2 separate regions of the Homo sapiens genome follow, and region 2 is linked to region 1. The links are chromatin loops, found by intact Hi-C in ENCODE. Cell type or tissue: Calu3. All regions are shown on one strand. Links, peaks and the distances in the headings refer to the core of each region. The heading gives the core; the rest is flanking DNA.

Region 1 (10,018 bases), core at 793-8,792:
ACCTGTGAAACTAGTGCATTAACATCTCCCTCATAGGGCATCAAGGGTATTAGATGAGATCATACATGGAAAAAGTCTGTGTAAACCCTTCACTGTGCTGTTCTCTTTGTATTATGAATGTGGTGAAATTATAGCCACATTAGTTCATGCGTCCGTTCTGTGAATGAGTTAGAAATGCTGAAAATTTCTTCTTTTCCAGAAAGAGAAGTGCTTCTAAGTTAAGCCACCAAGTGAAGTAACTTCCATGGAGCTTCCTTTAGTAGCCAGTGTTCAAGTTCAGCCAGGGAACATATGTGTGTGACTCACATCCTTTGCACAGAGTATAAATGTATACACTCAGATCTCACAAGTCATTATGGATTAATCACTGTGCTAAGTCTTAGATATGCAGCATCTATTACCTTCCTTAAGCTTCATAACAACCCAGAGAAGTGGGAGTTATTATCCCCATTTTAAAGAAGAAAACAGATTCAGAGATATGATTCAAATTTACCTTTTCATTGACTCTTCCTAAAATCTCCTTTGTTCTCTCAATGAGGAAAAAATTTTTAAAAGTGATTATTCTCAGTCTTGGCACTACATCAGAATCTATATTAAACATACAAGTAGGCTTCTTTTATGAACTAAATGTTGTGTCCCCCAACCCCAAATTTACATGTTGAAATCCTAACTCCCAGTGTGACGGTATTAGGAGGTGGGGCCTTAAGGAGGTGAGGCCTCATGAGTGGGATTAGTGCCCTTATAAAAGAGACCCCAGAGAACTCTCTTTCTGTCTTTCCACCAAGTGAGGATCCAATGAAAAGTTGGCAGTCTGCAGCCCAGAAGAGGGCCCTCACCAGAACCTAACCATGTTAGCAGGCTGATCTGACTTCCGTCCTCCAGAACTGTGAGAAATAATGTATTTCTGTTGTTTATAAGCCACTCAGTCTATGATATCTTATTTGGCAGCCAGAATGGACTGAGCTCCACTCCAGCTACTGAATCAGAATCTCTGGGGTGGGGCCCAGGTATACACAAGTTTAGAAAGCATCCCAGGTAACAATGAGGATGAGTTGAGAATCTCTATTGTAAGAGAGGATGGAGAATATACAATAAGAGAAGTAAAGAGTCATGTTTTAAGATTTTAAAAAAGGAAAAATCATATTCTATTGGGGAGATCCACAAAGTCTTTGTAGGGGAAGTGGACACTGAGATAAACTTTGAAAGGTGGATTGAATTTTGGCATTGAAATTAAGTTAAATGAGGGTGGGATTAGAAGCAAAAAGCAAAGGTATTGTGGTAAGAAATCTTGGATTGTAAGTGAAGAATAACAAGGGTCTGGGGGAATCAGCATAGAGCATATAAAGAGAAGCAGCTTGGAATGGTAGGCTAGAACCAGATAGTGGAGGGGCAGGAATTAAACATCAAAAGGCCAGCAATGAGCAGACATTGTTTGTTTCTGAGCCATGTAACAATCTATGCTGACTTAATAAAACTAACCGGGCCATAGTATCTAGGATAGACTGGACTGAAGAGAGGTTATAAATAAGAAGAACAATTAAAAGGTGGAGTAAGAGTTTAAGTGAAAGGTCGTGAGGACCTGGCCCTAGCGGGTGGTCATGGGTCTTACTCTTGGTGTGGGGATGGATGGTGAAGAAATGAGGTTGAAGAAGACAGGAGGGAACCTGGGTCATCACACCACACATCTCCAAGGAGCAGCAATTCGCATCACAGATACACACAGATAAAATAAAAGTTGCCTTAAGGCCGGGTGCGGTGGCTCACGTCTGCAATCCCAGCACTTTGGGAGGCTGAGGCAGGCAGATCACCGGAGGCTGGGAGTTCGAGACCAGCCTGACCAACATGGAGGAACCTCGTCTCTACTGAAAATACAAAATAAGCTGGGCATGGTGGCACGTGCATGTAATCCCAGTTACTTGGGAGGCTGAGTCAGGAGAATTGCTGGAACCCGGGAGGCAGAGGTTGTGGTGAGCCGAGATCGTGCCATTGCACTCCAGCCTGGGCGACAAGAGCGAAACTCTGTCTCAAAAAAAAAAAAAACAAAAAAAACAAAAACAGAGTTGTCTTGAGAGTCAAAGAGTTCTCTTGAGGATGACAGATGGAATCAAGGCTAAGGCTGGAGCTGAAGGAAGTGGAGACTTAGAGAAGCCGTGGTAGTGAATTCAACCCACAGATGAGGCTGATTAAAAGGCCTGCTGAGCAGCCGCCATGGTCCAGGCAAGTGAGAGAGTAGCTAGAGTGAGCATGGAGGATCTTATCCTTATGGTTTTGATTAGCCCCAAACATTTCCATTTCTGCCCCTGTATCTATTGTCCTCCCAACTAGAGGGTGTTGAGGATAAGAAAGAATGGAGAAAATGACCCATTGAGAGTCAACGACTGTCCAGAAACTAGTTTGACAGACCCACGAGAACAGATGGCAGAAAAGTAAACATTTCCATTCCAGGCCGCTCTGTGTATGTAGAGGCAGGAAACTGCGAAGTGGATTTTGCCAAAACTCTCTTTTCTACTAAATCAATCCAGCTGTGTGGCTGGAATGCCTCATTTTTCATTTTTCCTGAGGCACTGTCTTTTCTAAATCTTCTCCATTCTTGATTTTCTAACAATGTCTAGCTATAGCAAGGTATTACTTCCCACTTTAAGTAAATGCCCTCGTTTTCTCTCATTTTTACCACCAAAATATTCAATTTCTTAGTGTGTCCATGGGACTCTTTCTGTATCTCCACACCAGAACTATTCTCCTTACACATTCCCCCGCTATTTCCTTTCCCTCACTGGCTGCTTCCTGTTTGCCTACATGGTTTCTCTAGTAAAACAAAATAAAACCAAACAACAGACTTCTTTCTACCCTATTAATCACTTGAGTTACCATCCTGTTTCCTTTCCCTCACTGTCAAACTTCTTGGAAGCCCAGTCAGTGCCTCTACTCCTTCAAACCACACACCCGCTCCTCCTCACACCACACACCTACTACTCACACCACACACCTGCTCTTCCTCACACTACACACCCAATCCTCACACCACACACCTGCTCTTCCTCACACTACACACCCAATCCTCACACCACACACCTGCTCCTCTTCACACCACACACCCACTCCTCACACCACTCACTCCTCACACCACACACCCGCTCCTCCTCACACCACACATCCACTCCTCACACCACACAACCGCTCCTCACACCACAAACCCGCTCCTTCTCACACCACACACCGGCTCTTTCTCACACCACACACCTGCTTCTCCTCACACCACACACCCACTCCTCACACCACACACCTGCTCCTCCTCACACCACACACCCACTCCTCACACCACACACCCGCTCCTCACACCACGCACCCACTCCTCACACCGCACACCTGCTCCTCTTCACACCACGCACCCACTCCTCACACCACACACCTGCTCCTCCTCACACCACACACCCACTCCTCACACCACACACCTGCTCCTCCTCACACCACACACCCAATCCTCACACCACACACCTGCTCCTCCTCACATCACACACCTGCTCCTCACACCACACATCTGGCTCCCATCCCCCTTGGAGCCCAACCAGCTGTCACCCACATACGCCTGTTGGAGTCTGTGAGAATTCATCTCAATAAACTGTCTCACATCTATATAGTCCCCACTAGATTCTGTTCTCACTCCTCTTGATCAATGGTTCTCAACCTGAATTTATTTTTTAACCTAAAATATCAGAAAGACACCACATATGCCCTTTGGTGACATTGGCTTGTCAGGGGCAGTGGATTAGTTTTCCGCAGCTGCTGTAACATATAACCACACGTCCAATGGCTCAAAACAAGATAAATTCATTGCCTTACGATTCTGCAGGTCAGAAGTCTGGTATGGGTCTCACTGGGCTAAAATCAATATGTTAGCAGTGCTGTGTTCCTTCTGGGAGCTATAGAGGAGAATCAGTTTCTGTGTTGTTTCCAGCTTCTAGAGGCTATTGCATCCCTTGGCCTGTATTTCCACCTCTGCCATCTTCAAAACCAGCAATATCACTTCTCTCTAACCCTTATTCCATCTTCTTGTCTCTCCCTGATCACAGTTGGGGGAGGGTCTCCACTTGTGAGGACTCAGGTGATTTGATTGGACCCACTGAGATAATGCTAATCTCCCATTTCAAGGTCCTTAACCCAAATCACACCTGTGAAACCTCTTTTGCCATGTAAGCTAACATGTTCACGGGTCAGGATGTGGGCATTTTTGGGACCATTGATCTTTCTGTTACAGGCAATAATTCTCAATGAGAAGAGATGGAGGTAGTCAGTAAATGTGTAGACTGACTGCACAGGGAAGGGCACTTCAGGATCTGTGGTCTGCATGTGATTTGAAAAGCCCTTTAGGAGACCATGCCCTATAACTCCAGGATAACCTGCACCCACCCTGTTCTCCATTTTGACTTTCCATGCCAAGAATATGTGAGTATTTACTGAATACTCATTAGAAGTGAGGTACTGTCATAAAGGCTTTTGCAAAGTCACTTTTATGTAAATTTCTTAGGTATTACGTCTTTTAAAAGCAATACAGAAACTGAGGATCAGAAAGGTTAAGTGAATTACCTGAGATCACACACTGGCAGATGTGTAATGTGTGGCAGAATTTGGGAATCCAAGTTTGGTTTAATTCCAAGGCTCTTTCTGTTCAGTCTCCACAAAGTCTTCTACTGGAGTTGACCTTCTGCCTGAGTAGCTTCTTTAGTTTAAATGTCACATTAAGGTCATTATGGGAACTTTCTGACTCTTTCTTCCTCCAAATTCTACAGATGTGGTTGCCTCATACATCAGGACCAAACATCAGAGGAACCTGAAGTGACAAGCCCGAGGTACTCACAGACAGCCTGTTTCTCTTTAGCATGGGGAATGGAAATCCGAAGACCTGGGTTTGACTCCACTCTATCATTTGCTTGACCTTGCACAAGTTCCTTCATCTCTCTGTCTTAATTGCACATCCCTAATTGGCCACTTATTACTGTGGGACCCTAGACACAGTTCACTTCACATCCCTAAGTTTTAATTCCTTGCGTGTAAAATGGTGGTAACAATAGCCCTGACATCATAGGAATGTTGTGAAGATTAAATATGGATGTGTAGAAAATGTTTAACACAGAGTGCAAAATAACAGATAAAAATTACAGTTCTCTGGCAATTAAATATAAAAAAAAGCCTCACAGGATAGGAGCACTTTCTATATTGCTATATTGTTTTACGTTCTTATTTCAAAGCCGTGGGCTTTAAGGAGGTAATGCACGAAAAGCAATATAGAAAGTGTTGTTCAAACGATTTATTTTATTTTAAAAATCACTTATTTTTAAATAGTCTAGTAATACAAAAATACATGCTTATTAAAAAAAAAATTCCAAACTTTCAGAAGTACGGTAAGTAAATGTGAAGTTTTCTAACCCCCTTTCCCCCTACTTCAGTCCCCTCTTCTAGAGGTAACCAATGTTAACATTTTGAAATGTCTCCATCCAGATATTTTTCTATGGCTTAATGCTCCCAGAGTAAGCTGGTGTATAGCAGACGCAACCAGTGGCCTTCAATGAAGTCACGGATGGCTGAGACCTGTCACTCTTAGCCATGCTAGTGGTCATCATGCCCCCTGTAAAACCAGCAGAGGGCGCCAAAGTCCACTGGGGTATTCGGAGGGTGAACTGTTCGGTCAGATCAACAGTCTTCTTCGAAATAAGAATGTAAAACAAATAGATCCCATTTATCTCATTTAGTAAGGATGAGCCCAGGTTTTGAACTAGGTAGGTTAGTGGGAGAACTGGACATTAAAGACTTGGCCAAAGCTCATTAAAATGAATAGTTTGCTTTAGGTGAGAATGCAGAATGAGAAACTCCACAGTGGTCACAATGTTCCTAAGCACATTATTTTGTCCTCTGTTAACAGATCTTAATGCCAGGTTGTGGGTGGCAGTTTTAGCTTACTTGATAAGGGCTATCACATTCTAAGTGTCAGTTCACCAACAATGGCCATCCAGGCGGTGGCTAGCTTCCCGCTCTCACAAATAGTTCTGTATTGGCTGCCCTACAAGTCTCCTGGGGATCACAGTCAGAATGAATACTTACAAGTGGGACTACTGGGGTTAGAATACAGGTATTCTTATGATACAGCCAGATTTTGCTTCACAATGGTTGCACCAATTAACAGTTCTGCCCGCTGTAAATAAGGGTTCATATTCCCCATGTTTTTATCAGCACTTAATATAACCAGAACTTCTAATTTCTGCCATTTTTGGTAGGTATAAGTAGGTATCTTTTTTACATTGGTATTCCGTTGATTACTAGTAAGATTGGATATCTCTTTATATGCTGTCAGCTACCCAGATTTCCCCTTCTAATAATAGCCAACTTATTTCCATGCCTGCATTTCTACTGGATTTCTTACCTTTTTCATGTTGATTTAAAAGAATTTCTTCTCTGAACCACCTATTAATCTTTCCTTAGTTTCATATGTTGCAGACACTTTCTCTGTTTCTCATTTAATATAATTCTTTAATTTCAATGTAATCAAAACTATCAGCTTTGCCCGTTATGAGTTATGCTTTTTTGGTGTTATTTGAGATATTCTTCCCCACATTATGATGGTCAAAATATTCTCCTATGTATTTTGTTGAATTAGTTCTACCTTTCATATTGAAGTCTTTAACCAATTCAAAGTATACTTTTGTGCATGGTCTGCATCAGAAAGAATAAGCAAAATTACACTTTGGTAATAGGCCCTGCATCCTTTAGTCTTATAAGACAGCTCAGATTTATTTCTTGCTTGTGCTATGTGTCAATTATGGTTTGACAGAGGACCTCTGTGTATGGCAGTGACCCAGTTTCACAGACCTCCAGAGAAGCTGTGATCTTGAATTCTCTCTGTCATGTTGGTTGAAAAAAGATTTCTAAAGGGTTTTGCACAAGCAATGAAATGTTCCAGCCCAGAACCAAGCACAAGTCATAGTCCAGAACTAGTCATGTGGTCCCATCCCACTGCAAGGAGGCTAAGGAGTATAATTCTTCCATGTGCCCAGTAGCTGGAACTCCACAGTGAAGAGTATCTGTTACTTGCACTTGCTGGGATACAGAATTCATCTTTATTTTTTCCATGTAGTGCCTCCAAACAACTATTTGAGGATTCATTCTTTTTTTTCTTCTAATTTGTAGTACCACCCCTATCATACCAAAAGCATGTTTCTGGACTTGTATTTAGTTCCATTAGCTTATGTCTCTGCTCCTGCGTAAGTTTTGCACCACTGGGGTCACAGAGGTTTTGTAAAATGTCTTAATATTTGGTGGGACTCTCTCCTTCTTTGTTCTTTGTCAAAATTCTTAGCTCCTAGTGTGTATTTTTTTTTTTATAAATAAAAGCCTTGCAATCAATTTTCCTTTCCCAAATACTGCCATTGGAATTTAGTTAAAATTGCTTCCCATTTACAAATTAATTTTGGAAAAATTGTCATCTTTAGAGTATTAGGTCATTCCATACATGAAGATCATATTCTATTTTTCTTATATGTCTGTAATAGAGTCTTAAATTCTCATTTTTAAGGGGTTGTTCTGTTTTTGCTATGTTATTTCCTAAAGAGGTAATTGATTTTGCTGTGGCTATTAATATTTTGTTTTCTATGTTTGATCTACTTGTTTATTGTGCATATATAGACATGTAAATGATTTTGATGTGTTGATGTACTTGGAAACATTACAATTTTTCTCATCTTAAGAGTTTTGATTCTTTTGAGGTTTTCTATGTAAATTATCAAATTATCTACAAATAATTATAATTTGGACTCTTCCCTTTTGATCTTTATAACTGTTGATATTTTCCTCATTTTAATTTTTTTTTTTTTTTTTGTAGTAATGAGGTCTTACTGATGTTGCCCAGGCTGGTCTTGTAATCCTGGGCTCAAGCAATCCTCCTGCCTCAGTCTCCCAAAGGGCTGGGATTACAGGCATGATTCACTGTTCATGGCCTCATTTCAGTTTTTGACAGGATATCCAGGACTATATTAAACGAATATCAGTGATAGCAGGCATCCTTCTCTTATTCCCAGTATTAATAAGAAAGTACCTAAAGTTGCTCCCTATGTGCTATATGGTGATGGTGGAATATGTCCTCTGTTTTCTCTGAAAGAGTTTGTGTAAGATTGGAATGATCTATTCCTTGACATGGATCTTTTGGCAAAACAAACCAATAAAACCATCTAAGCTTAATGTTTTCTTTGTGGGAAGATATTTAAACCATTAAACATTATTTTATAGTTATAGAATAATTAAGACTTCCTTTTGCTGTTAATTTCTTTTTTCTTTATATATTTTTGAGATACTATTGACATATAGTGAAGTACACAAGTCTTAACTACACTGTTCGGTGAGTTTTGACAAATGTATAAGCCAATGTATCCCATACCTCATGAAGGAAGAGAACATTTCCATCATCTGAGTTCTCTGAGTTCTTTCTTGGTCAAACACAGTCCCTCCTCAGTGTCAATCACTGTTCTGATTTCATTTCCTATATATTACTTTTTATAATCTTAAAGTTCATATAATGGAATCAAAAGTATATATTAGCTTCTGTGCCTGGCTTCTTTTGCCTAGAATGATGTCTCTTAGGATAAGAGAGACATTTTAATGGTTTTCAGTTTAATCCATGTTGTTGTATATAGTACTAGTGGTAATATTCTATTGTATGAATATGCCACTATTTTCAGATTTGGACTATCAAGAATAAAGCTGTTATGAATTCTTGAGCAAGCTTTTTTGGGGTATTTATGTTTTCATTTATCTTGGGCAAATATGTAGAAGTCATAGGGTGAATAAATATTGAACTGTGAGCAATTTGATATTGTATGAGCCTTCCAGATGTTCTAGCTCCTCATCAATGTTTGGTGTTGTCAGTCTTATTAACATTAATGATTTTAGTGGATTTTTTTTAGTGGTGCCTTATAAGAATTTTATTTTCTCGATAACTAATAATGTTAAGTACTTTTTAAATGTGTTTATTGGCCATATATATGTCTTTGTGAAGAGTCTGATTAAAACTCCCATGCATTTTTAATTGCATGTGTCACTTTATTATTAATATGTTAGATTTCTTATATATTCTGAATAAAACTCCTGCAGGGTTCCCCAGTTCCCCTCACTTTTTTTTTCTGTGTCCTGACCAAAAATCAGAGTGCCTTGACCACCCTGTGTCCTTGCCAGCTGTAAGGTTTTCCCAGCAGTCTTGAAACCAAACCAGGAACTTGAAAATTCCCTGGTAGTGATAAAGATATCTAGGTTTACTAGAAAGAAACTGGCCCTGGCCCTGAACCAAATCTTTAAATCCTCATATAGACATATTACCCCCTAGATGAAGACATATCTATGTAGGACACCCCTCTACCGTGATTGTTCTTTGAGAGGATACACCAAAGAACTCTGTAAGTAAATACCCCTAATAAATGTGTTGTCCTTCTCACCCTGGCATTTAGTGCTTCCTTCTTTGGAATCTCAGCTGGCCCCATCTGGAGACAGTCTTGGGCACTTCCTTGCAGGAATTCCCTTGCTGCCACTTTTGGGGCGACTCCAGTCATGAGTTCAGCAGGATGAAACAAGTCCTTTGACAGATATGGTTATTACAAATGCATACTTCCCCTGAGATCTTATATTTCCATGGGACTATCAGTCTCCCTGAAATCTCAAGGCAGAGTGCTTATTGGCAAAGTCTAAACACAACCACTCTGATTTCTCATATTCATTGGTGGATTTTCTCCCCAGGAACCCATCAGAAACTTGGTCTTAGGCTCTGAGCATTTCTGGGGGCTGCTGCAATGTCTGTAATATTCTAGCCTCTGCACTAATGAAGACGAAGCCAAGAAATTTTTCAGGAGCTGGTCAAACTGACTATATACCTTTTTATTAACTTTCCATCTTTTCTGGAATCCAGCATCAATTCTGTGTTAATTTATTTAAAAACTTTTATTAAGTACTTACTTGGATTTTGCATTATATTAGTAAAATAAAC
Region 2 (10,018 bases), core at 1,335-9,334, 48 kb after region 1:
TTTATTCCAGCAAGTTGAAATTCTTATATAGTACTCACCTTTAAAAATAAAAACGGTGTCCCTGCTGTTAACTTCATATGCAGCATCCAAATATGATGGAAGAGAGGGCCAAAATGCAGAAATCAAATGAAATTCAGGTTCAGGGTTCCAGTGGGATCTTCGCCAAAAATATCTGTAATACATAAAATTACTTGCAATTGTCTTTCTCTTTTAGATATGTGAAAAAAAAATTCTTTTTTTTTAAATCCATGCTAATTCACCCATTCATAGAAGTCTGTATTAAACCATCCTCCTGCATGTGATTCCAGGGTAATGAAATCGATGGCAGGACTTGTGACTGGTTCCAGTAAAATTATTTAGCTTGGTTCCATTCTAAAAGTCCATAAACAGTGTGCATATTATGTCCTAATATTTTAAAAAATATTATGTGTATATTGATGCTTGTATATGAGTAGAACATTTTTGTAAAGAGTCAAAGGAAATTGGTAGCAGTGGTTGCACATATGAAGGGAGCTGGAGGACGGTAGGCCAAAGACTGGAGAGAGATTTTTTAACTCCGTATCTTTTGGTAGTGTTTAAATATTGTGCCACAAGCACATATCACTTTTTTCCAAAAGTAATTAATTTAAATAGTAGCATATATTAGTAAATGGAAAGATACCACCCTGCTTCTAAGGATCCACCAGTGCTTTCTGAAGAAGTTCCATGATATATGATATTTTAAAAAAATGAACGAAACAGATATAACTCCCTGCCTTAATCAAACTTACAGTCTAGGGACCAAGAATCATCCCTTATAAGTCTGTAAAAAATGATCTGGACAATTCTAAGAAGATGTTAAAAATTCAGCAAGAACTAGATCTGAATGATTTTAAAATGTAGAGGAAATTTTATATTTTAAAAAATCTCTGTCAAGCAGAAAAAGTAACTACTGGGTACTAGGATTAGTACTGGGGTGACAAAATTATCTGTACAACAAACCCCTGTGACACGAGTTTATCTATATAACAAACCTGCACATGTACCCCTGAACCTAAAATTAAAAAAAAAGCTCTGTCAAGTTTCTGTTTTTCTTTCTAAGCACTGTACATCAAAAGAATAGATAGGAAAATATAATTTTCTGGTCTGACCTGTCTTTAAAGAACAGATATTCTCCCCTCAGAGTGCTGATGGCATCGAAGGACAAAGCAGGATCACACTTGGCTGGCATCTCAGATCCCGAAGGAACAGATTTTGTGGGCACCAGGGGTTCCTCAGTAGAGGCAGGGGGAGGTCCTAAAGGAAACAGATTTGGGGATGCAAACATTAAAAAAAAATGTGATGCATCTGTCAATTTGTGTGCCTTTCAAACATTCTCAAAGTGCTTCAGGCCAAATCAGAAATACTTTAGGTAGCACTGGAAAGCTTTCTGGAGGACTGTCATTGTAGATCTGCAATGCCTAATTTTTCCAGCATCACTCACCGTAGAGAGACTGAATGCCATTCACATCATCTTGCGAAAGGCGGAACTGGGCGAGCTCTGTGAATGAGTTGTAGAGTGGGTACATCAAAGCTTCAGTGTTGGCTGAGTGAAAGAGCCCCAGGGAGTGGCCAAGTTCATGAGCAGCAACGAGGAATAAATTGGTGCCTGTATGAAAATCATAAATGTTCAGAATTCACCAGCTCTTTCTTCCATAAATACACATACAGAACATATGCCAGCTGTACAGGCCATCCTTGAAACCACAATGTCTTTTCAGTATTTGTGGATTGGTTCATTGATTGGCACATTCCATACTTTATAGAAATTAATGTGTTTTTCAAGGTTGACTTTAAGTCAATATATAAGACAGTTTTTCACCGTATCCCTCCCTAGATCCCTCCTTGGTCAGGAAAACTAAGACACTTTTCCTATATTGACAAATGAGAAGCATTATTTTCAAAAGATTTTTTTTTGAAAGGACAAGACTAATAGCATGTCAGTAAATATAACTCTTCGTTGTCTAAAAATAAAAAGTCATTGTTCAAATTTAGGAACACTTGCCAGTTGCAACCTTGGTTAAAATTAATCATATAACATTTACGTTCAAACTTTTAAGCCAGAAGACTGTGGTTATTTCTTGTGGGGTTTAGTCTGATTTTCTCTTCCTCCTCTTCATCATACTCAAGTAATTTTTTTTTTTGAGACAGAGTCTCATTCTGTCGCCCAGGCTGGAGTATGTGTCCAAGCGATTCTCGTGCCTCAGCCTCCTGAGTAGCTGTGATTACAGGCACGTGCTACCATGCCCGGCTAATTTTTGTATTTTTGTTGAGATAAGGTTTCACCATGTTGGCTAGGCTGGTCTCAAACTCCTGGTCTCAAGTGATTCACCCAACTTGGCCTCCCAAAATGCTGGGATTACAGGCATTAGCCACTGGTGCCTGGCCATAATCAAATAATTTTTGATTGTCAAAAATCTTCCCAGTAATAGGTGCCATTGGATGTGTACAATCTTTAGTTTAAAACAGAAACATGCCCAATAACAGTTTTCTGCAGCACAAACACAGCTAGATTCAGCTTTTTAAAAATATTATAAAAAGGGTTTTATTGAATTTAGTAGTAGATATTATTTAACCAAGGCTCCAAGAATTGTGCAGAAAAGAACAGTTGTTCAAATAAAAGGCAATCATTTCATGCAACACAAACTTCAGTCTCGTGAGACAGAGTCTCACTCTGTTGCCCAGGCTGGAGTACAGTGGTACAATCTCGGCTCACTGCAGCCTCCATCTCCTGGGTTCAGTGATTCTCGTGCCTCAGCCTCCTGAGTCTTGTACTCAGGAAAGATGTTCTTTGCATTTACATTAAAAATCCCAGGCACTGTCAGAAATAGTGATTATTTCAACAGTGTGTTTCTAAACTTCAGAAGCCATTTTAAAAATTAAATAGCATACAGTTAATTTTAGTCATTATGTTTAGATGTAAAGTGTTTCCAAGCCAATTTAGGGCGAAAAAAACCCATCTAAGCTAGAGACAGTGACATGTTTATTCGAAAAGATGACCTAACAGTTTTTTTTCAGTTCCTGGCATTTTCTCCTGATCTCTACTTTTAAGTAAAAAGGAGGCCAATGAGAAGAAAGAAAGAAAACCTGAGGGCAAATGTTAGGATTGGAACTGGTTTAATGGAATTCATTCTATCCTAATCATCTATCATTAAAGTGATGAAAAACATTATTAATTATGCTGATCCTCAAACCCCCACAAGATCCTGAGTTGTGGAGATGAGGTTGAATGGTTTTTACAATATTGTACTTGGTGGGGGCAAACATGAAAATACAGACATTTTATAAAATTCTTCAATAATGATTGAAACAAACAGTACTTCTGTTTAAAACTCAGGTAATAAAAAAATTCAGTTACTAGTATATTCGATTTATTGCTCGTTCTAGATAATCCAATTATTTTTGGGTAGGATTGGACATTATTCCTGAAATGTTCCCGAGAGGTTTACGACCCACCTGATGCATCTTCTGTCCATTTTTCATCATCATCAAAGTGAATATCTCCATAAAGCCCAGGTCCAGGTGGGTAGGCATGAGCCAAACTGTGTCCTGGGCCATCAAAAGAGTAAAAGTCTCCATGTTCTGATAGGGAACAAATTAATGGAAATATAAGTGTTCAGAATTTCTTTTTACCCTGTTCCAATTAAACAACAGTAGATTCTATAGTCTGAATGTTGGTGTCTGCTGCAAATTCATATGTTGAAACTCAATGCCCAATGAAATATAGTATTAAGAGGTTAGGTCTTTAGGAAGTGATTATGTCGTAAGTGCTCTGCCCTCATGAATGAGATTAGTGCTTTTATGAAAGAAGCTTGAGGGAACCTCCTGGCCCTTTCTATCGTGTGAGGACACAGAAGGTACCATCTATGAGGAATAGGCTCTCATCAGACACTAAATCTGCTGGCACCTTAATCTTGGACTTCCCAGCCTCCAGAATTGTGAGCAATAAATTTCTGTTGTTTATAAATTACCCAGTCTAAGGTAACTTGCTATAGCAGTCTGAACAGATGAATACACCAGATAAATGGATGCTTTATTTGATTACCTTTAACTGCAAAAGAGATCATTATATCAGCCTCTCCTTCATACAGCCTGGAGAATGTGAGTGGAGTCACCTCTTCCCAGACTTTCAGAGCTTTCTCAATGGCAGAATCAACAGCATCTCTTGGCAAATCTGGTGTATAATTCACAATCCTGGAGGAGAAAAATTGAAGAGGATGTTATTTTCTCCTGCCTTTATGAAAAATTGTTAAAGAAAACTTTATGTTACTTATCCAAATATGACGAGTAACTTATAAGGTTTCAATATTATGTGAAAACTAATCTGAACCATTACCTGTATGTAAGGTGGGTTTTCCTCCACTTCGGCATGCCAGGAAAGGAGCTGAAGTGACCAACGTCAGGAACTCCACACCTGGGCTTGCGCATCACCTCCAGAGTGTCAGTGTCTAGCTTCCCTGTCACCTCCAACCCAAGGAACTTCTGCATTCCTTGGATTTTTTTAACAATGAGATTACTGTCCTTTCTTCTAAACTGTTTCACATCCTTTTCGAGGTTGTAGTACTTTTCTAGGTATTGCTAATGGAAAATAGAATTTTTAGGGCATTTTTGTGATTTTCCATCATTTATCCAACTTTTATAATCCATCGTAATTTTCCTCTAGTTTCTTAAAACAAAAGAGGCTATCACATTTAATTTGATTTTTCATTAAGACTCCCCATTTCATACAAATTTTTAAATTTTATTGCAATGTTAGTTTGCTAGTCAAGTAAGGAATTGGGGATTGAAAATTCAAGTCTAGCATTATTTTTGTTAGTTTTTAAAGAAACCCTCTTTTAACATAGTTTTGTGAAAAGTTAGAATACTAACCTTTTCTACTTACATTGTTATTATAGACCTGGTTTAAGACTGAAGTGTGGTAAACTCTTTTGTCCAAATATGACAAGTAAAAATATGAAAACTATTACCTGATATGATTTAAAGATCAAACTTAGCATGCTCCCCTCCCCAATAATTTTAACTAAATAAATTCTAAAGCCAGAGGAGTTTCATATATTCTCCATATGTTCTTTTCACTTAGCCACAAATATACTGCTACTATTTTATTGTAACCTTGAGCAGTTATATTCCCTTTCTGAACCTTTCTTTTCTTCTCTGTTAACATAAAAATAATTTCCACCTCCAGCCTGTTAATTATTCTCTGATGCTACAGTTTTCTAACAAAGTGATCTCTAGTCTAATCATTCTGCTTTGTATTGGAAGACCAAGTAGACACAATTGAGCTGGCCAGTAGCTGCAATAGATGCCACCGTTAATTACCTGGGCAAGATCCTTGTTGGAGTCCTCCTCTTTTGCTGCCCCACTCAGAGGATAGGCAGAGCAGACTGGCAGACACAACAGCACAAGGAATGCAAGATGCATCATTCTCACTGCCCTTACCTTCTTTGTCTACTGGGCTTCTAGCTCTACCCCCTAGTGGCCTTTCTTTTATACAGAGACAATGCTGAGATCACCAACAGTATGATTCATGCATGTGTTTTTTAAGTCTGAATGTTCACAAACATTTAATGTAATGGTGATACAGCCTACATCAGTATTTTCCTTCAACTTTCTAAACTTGAAAGAATGATTAATCCCCAGGAAATGATTTCTGTGTTTGTAAAGACGAAAAAGAATTGGCTAGATAATTCACGTCTCTGTATTTACTTAAAGAGAGCTGACAAGCTTGGTAAAATGCCAAATGTTTTGACATTTTAAAATCAGTGCAATTTTCTTTTAAGAAGATTATGTTTTAAACTTAAATATAAGCAGGTAAGAATTAAGTAGGTCAACGGAAATAAATTCCAAATATAGTCGTGGTCTAAATGTGGGAGTTGTTATTTACAAAGATATTAAAACAAATATTTCACTTCTTGAGTCCTTGTTTACAATAGCTATTATTGATTTTCAGATGGATTTACTGGCCGTGGAGTAGGGGTATTGTGAGAAGGACATGGAGCATGTAGAGAAAAGAATCCAAAGAGAGAAGCTTTGGTGTTCACTCATTCTCCATTTCCCAGTGTATAATTATGTTCAAAGTAACTGCTCCATAAAACTTGTTAAATGGAAAAAATTAAATTGCATGTTAGACTGAAATGGTCCTCCTACCCTCTTCCTCTTCTTTGCTTTTAAAAATTCTTTTCCCCCTTTCTTTCTCCTCTTAAGGTACAAAGGAGGAGATGGATTGAGATCTGTAATGGGAAATGATTTCAAATCCTCCCTTTCTTTCACATGTCTAACGATCCACCCCTGCCCACAAATAGTATTTTCTTTCTTGTTTTCTCAGCCAAATAAAGTGCTTTTTACGCAGTAACACAGTAAGTCTGCAATAACTGTTTTGTCAAATTAACCTGTTAATATAAAGAACCCTGAAATTCTTATAGTAAAGAACTATATTTTTCTCTCACTAAAGATAAATTAACTCTACCATGTCTGAAGTACATAATTGCAAAGTGATGAGAGATTAAAATAATAAGTGTGTAGGAATGATCTTTTCAGTATCGCCCACCATCCCCACCCTACTTAAGGTAGCCTGGACAGGTGAGACTTCCAGGAACCAAGAGGCTCTGAGACTTCCAAGCCAGAGTTGGAGAGAAACTGGGATATACACTGAGCCAGCCAAGTCAACTTGTGACTTACTGTTGCCAAAGAGTTTGCTCTACAGTGTGGTGACATCAGCTTGAATATCAGAGGGAGAAGGACTGACAACTAGACTCAAATAAAGTCAGCTGGACATTGAGCAAGTACAGTCAGGCACTGTATAATGTTTCAGTCAACAATGGACCACATATATGATGGTGGTCCCATATGATTATAATGGAGCTTGATATGGTTTGGATCTGTGTCCCTGCCCAAATCTCATGTCGAACTGTCATTCCCAGTGTTGGAGGTGAAGCCTGGTGGGAGGTGATTGGATCACGGGGGCGGATTTCTCATGCCCATTTAGCACCATCCCATCGGTGATGTTCTTGTCATAGTGAGTGAGTGAGTTATCATGAGATCTGGATGTTTAAAAGTGTGTAGCACCTAGCCCCTCTCTTTCTTCTCCTGCTCTGGCCATGTAAAGTGCAGGCTCCTCTTTTGCCTTCCGCCATGATTGTAAGTTTCCTGAGGCCTCCCCAGAAGAAGGTGCCACCATGGTTCTCATATAGCCTGCAGAACCGTGAACCAATTAAATCTCTTTTCTTTATAAGTTACCCAGTCTCAGGTATTTTTGATAGCAATGCAAGAACAAACTAATACAGAGCTGATAAGCACCCATCAGCTATTGTCATTGTAGCCAACATAATGTCATAGTACAATACATTACCCATGTGTTTGTGATGATGCTGGTGTAAGCAAACCTACTGTGCTGCCATACGAAAGTCTAGCACATGCAATTGTGTACAGTACATAATTCTTGATAATAGTGATAAATGACTGTTTATGCATTTACTATACATTTTATCATTTATTTTAGAGTGTACCTTTTTTTTAAAAGTTAACTGTAAAACTGCTTCAGGCAGGTCCTTCAGAAGGCATTCCATGGTTACTGCCCTATGCAGGCATTATTATCATAGGAAACGACAGCTGCATCAGCGTTACTGCCCTGAAAGACCTTCTAGTGGAACTTGATGTGAAGGTAGAAAACAGTGATATTGATGATCCTGATCCTGTGTAGGCCTGGGCTAATTCGTGTTTTGTGTCTTCATTCTCAAAAAATAGTTTAAAAAATAAAAAAAATTAAAGATAGTAGAAAGCTTATAGGATAAGGATATCAAGAAAAAAATATTTTTGTACCTCTGTGAAACGTTTGTGTTTAACCTAAGTGTTATTACAAAAGAGTCAAAAAAAGTTTTAAATTAAAAAGTTTATAAAGTAAAAAAGTTACTACAGTAAGCTAAGGTTAATTTATATTGATGAAAGAAAAATGCTTTTATAAATTTAGTGTAGTCTAGGCATACAATGTTCATAAAGTCTACATAGTGTACAGATTCACTCACCACTCACTCACTGACTCACTTAGAGCAACTTCCAGTCTGGCAAGCTTCATTCCTGGTTAGTGCCCTATATAGTTGTACCATTTTTTATCTTTAATACCATCTTTTTATTGTATTTTTTAATGTTAAAATATGTGTAGATACAGTAATATTTATTATTATGTTACAATTGCCTCCAGTATTCAGTAGAATTTCATGCTGTATAGGTTTGTAGCCTAGGAGTAATAGGCTTGCTGGGCATGGTGGCTGACACCTCTACTCTCAGCTACTTGGAAGGCTGAGATGGGAGGATAACTTTCCCCAAGAAATTTTTAAAAGGCTATACCACATAGTCTAGGCATGTAGTAGGCTGTACCATAGAGGTTTGTGTAAGTTTAATCCATGGTGTTTGCACAATGGATAAATTGCCTAAGGACATGTTTCTTAGAATGTGTCCCCATTGTTAAGTCACACATGACTGTGTGTAATTAATTCAGGCCATTATTTTGTCATCTGTAAAATGGGGTGGATATAACCACACTCACAAAGTTATTTTGTATGCTTTATGCTGGGGAACAAATCTCTTCTTATTTCACTCCAACACCTTTAACAGACAAAGCTTGTTGGCCTGACAAATCTGTGACAATGCCCCTAGGCCCTGATTTGACAAGCTGTGAGATGCCCATTTTCGCTTGAGTCATAACTTTATTAGTGTTGACACATCCTGTTAATGGATTTTATTATGTGGTAATGATACAATGAAAGTTTACATTGTAGTAATAGCTACGACTATAATTGGGAGCCTATAGGGTAGCACATGCCTCACAGAAATGATGTTAGTGTTTAAACTTGTCCTGCATTAAACCATGACACCTGGTAGAAATTAATGCCCTGGAGCAGGTGAGTCCTATGTTTGTCTTTATATAATTCATTACTTGTTAAACCTACTGAAGTATGTATAGGGTCAGGCAAGGAAGCATACAGAGCTCATACTTAAAGAAAGGTGAAACGCCTGGTATTGAGCTTCCACTGTAGTCAGTTCTTAAATGTGAGTTATTTTTAAACTTCAGAACAACCCAACAAAGTTGAGATTAGAAAAATTGAATAATAAGCTCACGATCAAAAGCTAACAAGTGGGAAGAGATTATTCAGAACTGCCAGAAGAAACCTTCATGACTACAACTTGGATGTTTATCAAAAACTTCTTGGCTTCATTCCATATCTTTGCTATTGTGAATAGTGCTGCGATTAACATACAAGTACAGGTATCTTTTTGACATAATGATTTCTTTTCCTTTGGGTGGATATCCAGTAGTGGGATTGCTGGGTTGAATGGTAGTTCTATTTTTTTGGTCTTTGAGAAATCCTCATACTGTTTGGAATACTATGCAGCCATAAAAAGAATGACGTAATGTCTTTAGCAGTAACATGGATGGAAGTGGAGGTCATTACGTTATGTGAAATAACTTAGAAACAGAAAGTCAAATACTGCATGTTCTGATTTACAAGTGGGAGCTAAATAATGTGTACACATGGATATACTGTGTGGAATAATAGACACTGGGCACTCAAGAGGGTGGGAGGGAAAAGAGGGATGAGAAATTATCTAATGGGGGCACAATGTCTTCTGTTCCAGTGAGAGTTACACTAAAAGCTCAGACTTCAACACTATGCAATATATCCATGTGACAAAACTGCACTTGTACCCCCCAAATATATTTAAAATAATAGTAATAACAAAAGTTTTAAAACAACCTCTTGGCTTGGACCTTGGTTCTTCCCCAGCTTTTTTTCTTTTATGTCTTGACACTGTTCTTTATCTCTCATTCTTTTTTTTTTTTTTTTTTTGAGACAGAGTCTCACTCTGTCTCCCAGGCTGGAGCGCAGTGGCGCAATTTCAGCTCACTGCCAGCTCTGCCTCCTGGGTTCACACCATTCTCCTGCCTCAGCCTCCCGAGTAGCTGGGACTACAGGCGCCCGCCACCACGCCCAGCTAATTTTCT

Evidence for each region. Peaks named below come from ENCODE experiments on the same cell type or tissue, not always from the same donor. Only the 100,000 strongest peaks of a DNase experiment are listed, where the experiment ranks them.
Region 2: a loop joins it to region 1, with 3 times the contacts of the local background. A loop is called at or near these places in 7 of 110 quality-filtered maps.

Annotation. Positions count from the first base shown.
Region 1 is chr11:102,727,823-102,737,840 of GRCh38, forward strand. No RefSeq gene overlaps it. Among named protein-coding and RNA genes, the nearest start is that of MMP8, 7.9 kb to the left of the region's middle. RefSeq lists silencers at 5,504-5,553, 5,674-5,723. In Calu3, for the core only: a CTCF peak has its summit at 5,633 (motif pointing right); a DNase peak (open chromatin) is centred at 5,629.
Region 2 is chr11:102,775,150-102,785,167 of GRCh38, forward strand. It overlaps MMP10 (matrix metallopeptidase 10), which reads right to left and starts at 5,479. Exons shown (of 10, transcript NM_002425.3): 1 at 5,338-5,479; 2 at 4,355-4,596; 3 at 4,064-4,212; 4 at 3,475-3,600; 5 at 1,463-1,627; 6 at 1,131-1,275; 7 at 39-172. The coding sequence starts at 5,442. It also overlaps the pseudogene WTAPP1. In Calu3, for the core only: a CTCF peak has its summit at 5,444 (motif pointing left); no DNase peak of the experiment used is centred there.